Regions from separate parts of the Homo sapiens genome. Here region 2 is linked to region 1. Evidence: chromatin contacts called from ENCODE Hi-C or POLR2A ChIA-PET data. All regions are on one chromosome and are shown on one strand. The core of a region is the stretch at or near the end of the contact, and the rest is flanking DNA. Distances in the headings are between cores, read along the strand shown.

Region 1 (4,731 bases), core at 711-3,210:
ACACACACATGCACACTGTGGCAGGGGAGCTTCGGGGGGGCGGCAGACCCCTGATGGTCAGCTTTCTCGCTGTGTGTCCTGGGCTGAACAACACTCCTCTCTGAGGCCAGGCCATCTAGGATGGGGAAACTGAGGCTCGGAGTAAGCGTCACTTGGGCTTCCGCAGCGTCTGGGAACTCCGGCCTCTCTGCGGAGGCCGGGCTGAGTCGGCCCAAAGGGTGGAGGAATCCACCACCTTAAACCTCAGAGTCAGAAGACTGCGGGGGTAGGCGGGGACCCCAGCCAGCGGCAGCCCTGAAACTGCTTCCCAAGCAGATCACCCGCCTGGCCGCCAAGCCCTGCTCTCAGGGCTCCCTGGAAGTCCTGCTGATTAGCCGCCTTGAGTGTCTCCAGCTGTAGCTGTGGGTCCCCGGGAGCCAGGGGCTAGGGATGTTCCTTCATGGCTGGGTGATTCTCCCTGGGGGCGGTTTCCGATCTGCGCCCTCCAGCTTTGCGGGGGGTGGGGGGATGCGGGCTGAGCCTGGGAAGGGACACTGTGGTTAGAGGGTGGTCCTAAGGGCAGACGTGTGGGAAGGAGGGGAGGGGGCCCAGCTAAGGAGAAGGGTTGTAGCCTTGGGAACCCCCAGTCTGAGGGGCAGGAGGGGAGGAGTCTCGCCTCGCCGGTGCCTGCTCTGGGCTCGCAGTGCCCGCCCCTTCCCCGCCCCTCAGACCGACCGTGGGACCCGCCGACCCCTCCCGCGCTCTGGCAACCCAACACCCGAGGCCTGCCAAGCATCAAGGTGACACCGTGGGGAAATCTAAACACCGAGCCGGGCTTTTTCCATACTCCGCAGGGGCTCGTCGTAAATCCCCCCCGTGGAGGCCCGGCCAGGGCTTTTATGGGCCGAGGACCCAGGTCTCTGGGGACCCAGCTCTACACCAGCAGGCGCCGGCTTCGGGCTGGATGGGGCTGGCGCCCGCCCCAGGCCTCTCCCCGCCGGGAGGTGGGCAGCGTGCGGGTATTTTTAGTAGCTGGTGGAAGGAGATAGTGGCTTTCAGCTCACCCTGGTGGGCGAAGACCGGCCCGAGGAGGCCGTCGGATAAGGGAGGCCCAGGTCCACCTGGACCTCACTCTCCTCACCCCCAGAGTGGCTCCCCCTTCCTAGAAACCCACATAGCGGGATCAGTGCGGACAGGGAGACGCTGGGGAACTGATTCCACCTGGATCTCAGGCTCCTCACCCACAGTGTCTCCCCCTTTCCCCCTCTCCAGAAGTCCACACAGCAGAGAGGTGCAGTCAGGAACAAGCTGGGGAAACTGGGTCCACCTAGACCTCAGTCTCTTCATCCCAGAAGCGAGAGGTGCAGTCAGCGACAATCTGGGGAAACTGGGCCCACCTAGACTTCAGTGTCTTCATCCCAGAAGCCCGCACCGCGGAGAGGTGCGGAAGGGAACAAGCTGGGGAAACGGGGTCCACCTAGACCTCGGTCTCTTCATCCGAGCGTAGCTTCCCTTTCCCCTCCCCAGAAGCCCACACAGCGAAGAGGTGCGGACCGGAACACGCTCGGGACGGGCAGAGGGACCCGTAGGGAGGCAGGAAGGACGGTCCCTGCCAACATAGCCCCATTCACCCCATTTTCCTTTTTGTCCGCCATAAACTGGACCCACTTTGCATCTACCCTTCCCCCAAAGCAAACAGCATCCTCCCACTACCCTGCAGCTGGGCCCCCCCCACTGGTCCCCGCTTTCCCGGTGGAGACGGCGACGTGGCCCACACGCGAGCCCCTCGCCGAGGATGAATCACCAGCCAGCTCGAGTTGCCACACTTTATCTCAGTACAGTTATCGCGAGAGTCCCGGGGCCGCGCCGGCGTGCTCTACGCACGCGCAGTCTTTCGCGGGGCCGGCCAGTGGTGCCGTCGAGGCGGGGGGAGTGGCCGCCGCGCCGGCCGAGTGAGGTAGGGTCACACGCAGGCGCACTCGCGCGCCGACAGCTCGTGCACCGTGTGGTAGCGGCTGTGCGCGTCCAGGAAGGACACCTCGTCCTCGTAGGCCGTCGGGCGGCAGCAGGGCTGCGCGCGCACCCGCTCCCGCCGCAGGCGCCGCCGCTGGCGCAGTCGTCGCAGCCCGAGGTCGTAGACGCGCGCGGCAGCCTCGCAGGCGCCTGCGCAGTAGCGGAACAGCACCGTCTCGTCGGACGCGTAGCCCAGGCCCAGCTCGCTCACGCGCACCTCCAGCTCGCGCAGCCCGCAAGGCCGCGCCCCCAACCGCGCACGCGCGCGCCGCCGCCGGGGCCCCGCCCGACGGCGCGGACCTGGGGGCCGCCCAGCCCAGGGCGTCAGCTCGCGCAGCTCCATCGCATCCGGGGCCCCCTGCAGGAGTGCACGGTCTGCGAGGGGAGGAAGAGAAAGGAGGGGGGGTCAGTGGGTGCAGGGGGTGGGAGGGAGCCCCCTACCCTCTCTGTACCCCTGCAAACGAAGACCCTTGCTGGGACGCCAGGCCTAGACGGCTTCTCGTCTCACTCCCAGGTCCCAAATTTCCCCACCCTCTTGCTGAGCTGCTCATGCACCCTCTCTGGGCGGCACTGGGGGGCACGTACACACTCACACCCCTACGCTGGTCCAAAACCCCTTTCTGAACCCTGAGCCTATATTGGCTGCCCAGAACCTGGTCCATCCTTTCTGGGCCGCTTTCCAGCCCGTCTCACCTTGAGCTGAGCTGACCGGGGTCTCTAACTCACCTCCTCTGGGCCCCTCTCTCACCCCATTGCTGCTCCATTCTCCTCGTCCTCCATCGCAAATCTATCTGGACCCCGCCCCTATGCTGGGCTGCCCCAGGACACTGGTGCATCCTCTCTGGGCAGCACTGGGGGGCTGCTTCCCATGCCCTATCCCTCTTTAGTGAGGTTGTCATAGGTCTCTAGAGCCCCCTCTTCAGGCCCCGACGTCTGCTCTGAGGCCCCGGGCTTTTCAGACTCCCTCCATCCCCACTGCCCCGCTGTGCAGTGGAGCCTCAGTTTCCCTATCCAAGAAATGAATCGGGGTGTTTGGGTTTCTCAGAATGCAGAGGAGCAGCAGGTACCGCAGCCTACTGCATCCGAAGCCTGTGTGGGGACCCCACTCCATGGAGTGGCAGCAGCTACTGTCAAGGCCACCCCCATGTGACAGGTGACAAAACGGACCATCCCAAGGTCACATCATTAGCAGGTGGCCGAGAGAGAGCGACAGAGGCGGGCTTAAAGGTCATTCTTCCTGCCTTCATCGTTCACCCAAGTTTGGCCCAGGTCCAGCCGCTTTCTCCCACACTCGCCAGGAGGTGCCCAAGTCACCGATTCCCAGGGCCTGGCAGCCTAAATTTATTACCCAAGCGGTGGCTCCACCCCCAAACTCGGAAGCCCCGGGAGAGAACTGCAGACGCTGGAATGACAGGCAGCGCTGCTGGCGGACCTGCAGGCAGGGGACTCCCAGCCCCAGAGCAGGTGGCAGTCACGCTTGTGGTTGGGAGAGGAAATCTTTAGTCCCCACCTGCCCCCCGGGCTGGTGCACCTGGCTGTCAAAAGAATGAGCCTCTGGGTGGCCCTGGGGAAGGAGGGGCTGTCTGTCTCCTGGGGTTTGGTGGGGGAGGAGATGTCTGTTCCCACAGGGGGTCTCAGAAACGAGACAAACCCAGCCTCAGAGCATGACTCTGCCACTTTCGCCACTTGCAACCTCAGGCCTCAGTTTCCCTGTCTGTCCCATGAAGCTTCCATGATCTCTGTCTTGGCCGGGGCTGAGAGGGTGGGAAATCGGTGCGGGGGGTGGGCGATGACTGAGCAACCTAGTCCGTGTTCTTTAAGCCCCGGAGCAGGACTGGAGTGGCCAGGACTGTGCTGGGGGGTTAGGGGGCACACCCAACCCCAGAGGGGTGCATCGAAGCAGACATTTGTGGGCTTGCCCGATACAATACAGGTGCCCGGCTAAATCTGAATTCCATATAAACAATGAATAATCTTTTTTTTTTTTTTGAGACGGAGTCTCGCTCTGTCGCCCAGGCTGGAGTGCAGTGGCGCGATCTCGGCTCACTGCAAGCTCCGCCTCCCGGGTTCACGCCATTCTCCCGCCTCAGCCTCCCGAGTAGCTGGGACTACAGGCGCCCGCCACCACGCCCGGCTAATTTTTTTGTAATTTTAGTAGAGACAGGGTTTCACAGTGTTAGCCAGAATGGTCTCCATCTCCTGACCTCGTGATCCGCCCACCTCGGCCTCCCAAAGTGCTGGGATCACAGGCGTGAGCCACCGCACCTGGCAACAATGAATCATCTTTTAGGATGTCTGTCCCTGCCTCCCTGCAGCGGGGCTGGCTGCTTGCACAGGGGCTAGAACACAAGGTCCCCAGCCTGAAATTCCACCAGGAGCCTAGAACATGGGGACTTGGGGAGTCAGTGGCCACTCGCTTTTTGCAGTAGGGCAGACAGGCACCCGCCCATGGGCCCTGACCCTCCGCAGTGCCTGAAATTCCTCCATTCGTGCTTTGCCCCCCGCACCCCAAGTCCTGGAGCACTGGATTTTGGGGGTCCCGCCCGGGTCTCTGTCCCAGAGTCCTAGGAAGGACTTCACGCCGCTTGCAGAGAGGGAAGTGGTGGGAGGACAGAAGTGGAGCTCGTGCTGGAGGCCACCCTTGTGCATTGTAAGGACAAGAAAAGAGGATTGTGTGGGCTGGCAGGGGCGGGCGCAGACGCGCACATGGGCGTACTCGTGGCCCACACCCAAAGGCGC
Region 2 (4,731 bases), core at 1,269-3,768, 160 kb before region 1:
ACTGTCCACACTCTAGGCCCTGTCCCCCCGCCGTGGGACACCAGCCTGCCGGGCCTGCCCCACTCAAGACCCAGAGGGGAAACCACAGAGGTGCCCCCTGCACTTGCCTGCGGGCTCCCTGGGGATGTTCTAGTGCCTTCCGGAAGGAGCCTGGGCCCCTTACTTCCTTAGCAAGGCCTATCCTGAGCCAGTGATGGCGCAGAAACCGTTCTTTGTCCAGGATGGTCAATGGCTCCTGTTTACACTTTGGGTTTTTTTCTGTTGTTTGTTTGTTTTTTTAAGAGACGGTCTCATTCTATCACCTCGGCTGGCGTGCAGTGGCACTATCATAGCTCACTACACCCTCAACCTCTTGAGCTCAGGTGATCCTCCCACCTCAGCCTCCCCAAGTAGGTGGGACTATAGGCGTGCGCCACCACATCCAGCTAATTTTTTTTTTTTTTTTTTTTAGAGATGGGGGTCTTCCTGTGTTGCCCAGGCTGGACTCAAACTCCTTGGCTCAAGCGATCCTCCCACCTTGGCCTCCCAGTGTGCTGAGATTACAGGCGTGAGCCACCGCCCCAGCCTCCTGTTTACATTTGTTACAGGCTAGACCCACTCGGATCTAGCGGAGGAAGCGGGTGTGCCAGTCTCGGATGCGAACCCCTGGTTGTCCGCAGGGTTTACTCGGGCCAAACTTCAGAATCATTGAGAATCAGTGCATGAGCTTGCTCAAAAATGGCCGATTCCTGGACCCATTTCACAAGGAGCATGACTCGGTGAGATTCGGGTAGGAGCCAGGAAGCGTGTTGTTGCTGCCATTCCCTCTCAGGGGACTGTGGTGCGGGGCTATAGGACTTTGAAGAAACCCTACAGAGGAGAGCAATGGGCTCAGGAACCAGGCAGGGCCCACCTGCGGGAGGGAGGGTGGCCCACAGAGGCTAGTACAGTTGCTGGTCAGCCAGGCCAGTTTCCCGAGTGCCAGGCCAGTGCCCCGTATGCTCCCAGGGACACTCGGCCTTTGCCCCAGCCCAGGCCTCTCTGTCTCAGGTGACACTAGAATCGCCTCTCACTTCCCTGGGCTGGGACTCCAGGACCCCACTGTGTCCTGACGGTGCCAACATCAGCCAGGAAATCCACTCGCCCCACCCCCTGCTGGGTCACAATTTCAGACATTCCTCCAGCTGAGACCCCTGAGCCAAATTAGGCAAGTGCCAACTCACCCACCTCCCCAGCCCCTGAAGAGCCAGGCCCAGTGTGGACTGCAGGGCCCAGAGTAGGAGGCCCGAGCCCTGCCCATGGGGCCTGAGAGGCTGGGGAGAGCGGGAGCTCAGAGCATGGGGGATGGCGCCCCAGGAAAGAGGAGCCCGCTTGAGGTCCGCAGGCCATCATGTGCCTCCAAAGCCCTCTGGGTAGGTCCCCAGGGTGCAGCCGCCTCAGAAAAAAAAAAAGGGGAACCTTGGTCTTACCAAGCACCTCTAGGGGGTACTGGCCATAATCACAGCAGGCTCCACACTAGACACTTCTATCCCATCTCCTATTTTTGATGACCTAAGGTAGATGTAATCCCCATTGTACACATGGGAAAAGCAAGGCTTCTGGCTGGAATGCAGATGTGATGGCTGGAGCACGGCAGCCACAGTGGACCTCAAGGTGGAAGCCCCATGATAAGGATGGAAAAGCAATGAGTCAGAAGGAGCCTGGGTCCCTGGTGATGATGGAACTGCCATTACAGCCCTGACCTCCAGACAGACGTCAGCAAGGAGGGGTGGGGAGGCCCAGAGATGTCCCTGCCTTCACAAACTTTCTGGTGGCAGGAACTCCCTTGCAAGATGGGAGGGGACCCCAGACACTGCAACTGCCAGCGTGCTAAGATGGGGCAGATGTGGGCCAGGCGCGGTGGCTCACCCCTGTAATCCCAGCACTTTGGGAGGCCGAGGCGGGTGGATCACGAGGTCAGGAGATTGAGACCATCCTGGCTAACATGGTGAAACCCCATCTCTACTAAAAATACAAAAATTAGCCGGGTGTGATGGCACACTCCTGTAGTCCCAGCTACTGGGGAGGCTGAGGCAGGAGAATCGCTTGAACCCAGGAGGAGGAGCTTGCAGTAAGCCAAGATCACGTCACTACACTCCAGCCTGGGTGACAGAGCGAGACTCCGTCTCAAAAAAACAAAAAAAAAAAAAAAAAAGAAAGGGGAGATGCTCCAGCTGGAGTGCCCCCCACCCCCGCCAACCGCCGCCACCCCTGTTTTCCTCCTGCCTCTGGCTGCTGCCCCTCTGCGCCTGGGTCCTGCCCACTCCTCTCCTCCTTCTACCCCCTCAGTCACCTCAGCCACTCCCACAATGGAAACACCCTCCAGGAGCTGCTGACTTCACCTCTGCCCAGAGCTCCTGGGTGCCTGGCCCTCGGCAGAGCAAGACAGCATTCCGGCATCTGGCCGTCCAGACCTCCTCCCCAAGTCTCCATCACAGCCTTGGCAGCACCGTCCGTCCCCGCATTGCCCCGCCCCGCCCCTTGGCCCTGCTCCTCAAAATGGCCGCCAACTGAGCGCTTCTCCCCTTCCTCTTTGCTACTCCCCAGCTCCTCCTCGGCCGGGAGAGGCAGAGTGGCAGGGATTAGACTGCACAGGTTTGAGAATCAGCTCCACGGTCATTCACTGTGCCCTCAAGTAAATTACCTTCATCGGTTTCTCCCACTGGAAAAGAGACATTAAAAATACCTCACGGTGTTGTGAGAAAGAAGGTCAACATACAGAAAGCACGGGACTAAGCCTTCAAGAGCTGTTTCTACCCCTCGGCACTGCAGATACCGCAGATGGTGGGGGATCAGATAATTCTCTGGGGGGGCCCGTACTGGGCACTGCAGGGTGCTGAGCAGCATCCCTGGCCTCCACCCACTCCCTGCCAGGAGCACTACAGCCCAATCCTAACAAGCAAAAATGTCTCTGGACACTGCCAGTGTCGCCTGGGAGACACCTTCCTCTTTAGCACTCACCTTGATTGGCACTTCTTTCGGGAAGCCTTCCTGGATGCTCTCTGGGTAGATTAGGGTCACTTAGACCCAACTTCCCCTACCATACTTTATAGTCATTGTTTGCAAATCTGTCTTTCCCATAAGCTCTGCGAGTGAGTAGCTATCATTTGCCTTGTTGAAATGGACTTCCCAAATCTATCACCGGGCATGCTCAGCAAATATTGAGGGTGTGAGGGAGTGAGGAGGGCCTCCCAGAGAAGGCGTTTTTTACGGTGATGTTGGGAAGGAAGGTGCTGTGCCATGGAGGAGAGAAAAATATCCAGAGGAGTGACAAGGAATTCCAAAGAAACTGGAATTCAGGCAGGAGGCCACCAGAGGTTTTTGATGTAATCAAAGCTGGGCTTTAGAAAGATGTATTCGGGCAGGGTGGATTCACAGGAAGAAACAGAAGCAGGGGGGTCAATTAGGTGCTTGTTAAAATCGTACAAGTGAGGGGGAGAGTTGTGGCTGTGGGGTGGAGCAGGGGCACACAGGAGCCCTGTGGAGATCAAATTGGTGAGTTATACCCGATTTGGTTTGTTTTTTGTGTGTGTGGTTTGGTGTTTTGTTTTGTTTTGCTTTGCTTTGTTTGAGACAGAGTCTTGCTGTTGCCCAGGCTGGAGTGCAGTGGCACAATCTCAGCTCACTGCAACCTCCACCTCCTGGGTTTAATCGATTCTCCCCCTCAGCCTCCTGAGTAGCTGGGATTACAGGAGTGTGTCACCGTGCCTGGCTAATTTTTGTATTTTTAATAGAGATAGGATGTTACCATGTTGGCCAGACTGGTCTCAAACTCCTGACTTCAGGTGATCCGCTCACCTCAGCCTCCCAAAGTGCTGGGATTACAGGCATGAGCCATTGCGCTTGGCTTTTTTTTTCTCTTTCTTTTTCTAATGAACCAGGATAAAAATCTAACTAAAACATCAGGAGTGATGGTGTAATAAGGATAAATATAGCTTTGCAAAATTTTCATTTCAGTGTATGTGTGAGTGCACATATACACATGCATTTATGGTATTGGGCTGCAATGTAAAATGCATATGCATAGGTCTCCAAAGCCACAGTATCATATATGCATGAGTATACGTGCACTCACACAGAGGCTCTCAGGAGGGCTGAGAGTTGTTCTCAGCTTATTGTGAGATCATGGGCCCCTCCTGGAATCCTGTCATGGACATTTTGTGGGGTTTTGCTGTCCAGCATCCATCCTGCCTTCTTTTGGAATAACACCCTGATTCTCTTGGAAGAGTGACCGTCCTTTTGTGGCTTTAAATACTGTCTCTGTGTGGGTGGCTCTCACATATTGAGTGAGGCGGTTCCAGGTGGGAAGGGAGCAAATGAGCTCAGTGTGTTGGGGGTGGGGGGAGCAGTGAGGAGGCTGGTGTCATGGGCACAGAGTGAATGGCAGGGCAGGAGGTTGAGGAAGGCTGCAGAGTCATGGGATGGGGGCTTCCTAGGTCCCGGGGAGGAGCTGGGATTCCACTGGCTGCCTCCACTTGGATGTCTCAAATGGCATCTCATACCACTGGCTGGGCACACAGAGCCCAATATGTATTTGTTGCTCAATAAATATTTGATGGAAGGGCCAGGCACGGTGCCTCAAGCCTGTCATCCCAGCACTTTGGGAGGCCAAGGCAGGCAGATCACCTGAGGTCAGGAGTTCAAGTCTAGCCTGGCCAACATGGTGAAACCCCCTTCTCTACTAAAAATACAAAAATTAGTTGGACATGGTGG

Evidence for each region. A loop is a pair of places that touch in the nucleus more often than their neighbours do. ChIA-PET counts read pairs that join two places held with the same protein, here RNA polymerase II (POLR2A). Pooled maps may share reads with other maps.
Region 2: POLR2A ChIA-PET joins it to region 1 with 12 read pairs in WTC11. The contact joins two enhancer-like sites. A Hi-C loop is called at or near these places in 2 of 50 pooled maps. POLR2A ChIA-PET finds 5 or more read pairs at or near these places in 7 of 52 experiments (HEK293T, HepG2, SK-N-SH and 3 more).

The regions. Positions count from the first base shown.
Region 1 is chr19:5,825,385-5,830,115 of GRCh38, reverse strand. It overlaps NRTN (neurturin), which reads right to left. Exons shown (of 3, transcript NM_004558.5): 3 at 1,792-2,367. The coding sequence ends at 1,943. Among named protein-coding and RNA genes, the nearest start is that of FUT6, 12 kb to the left of the region's middle. RefSeq lists silencers at 1,006-1,055, 1,756-2,085, 2,256-2,325, 3,124-3,418 and an enhancer at 1,693-2,381. Within about 2 kb of position 1,960, at least 30 of the 41 ENCODE cell types and tissues checked have a DNase peak (open chromatin) inside an H3K27ac peak, as active enhancers do.
Region 2 is chr19:5,988,310-5,993,040 of GRCh38, reverse strand. The region is part of intron 1 of RANBP3-DT (RANBP3 divergent transcript); the gene reads right to left. Among named protein-coding and RNA genes, the nearest start is that of RANBP3-DT, 12 kb to the right of the region's middle. Within about 2 kb of position 2,518, at least 2 of the 41 ENCODE cell types and tissues checked have a DNase peak (open chromatin) inside an H3K27ac peak, as active enhancers do.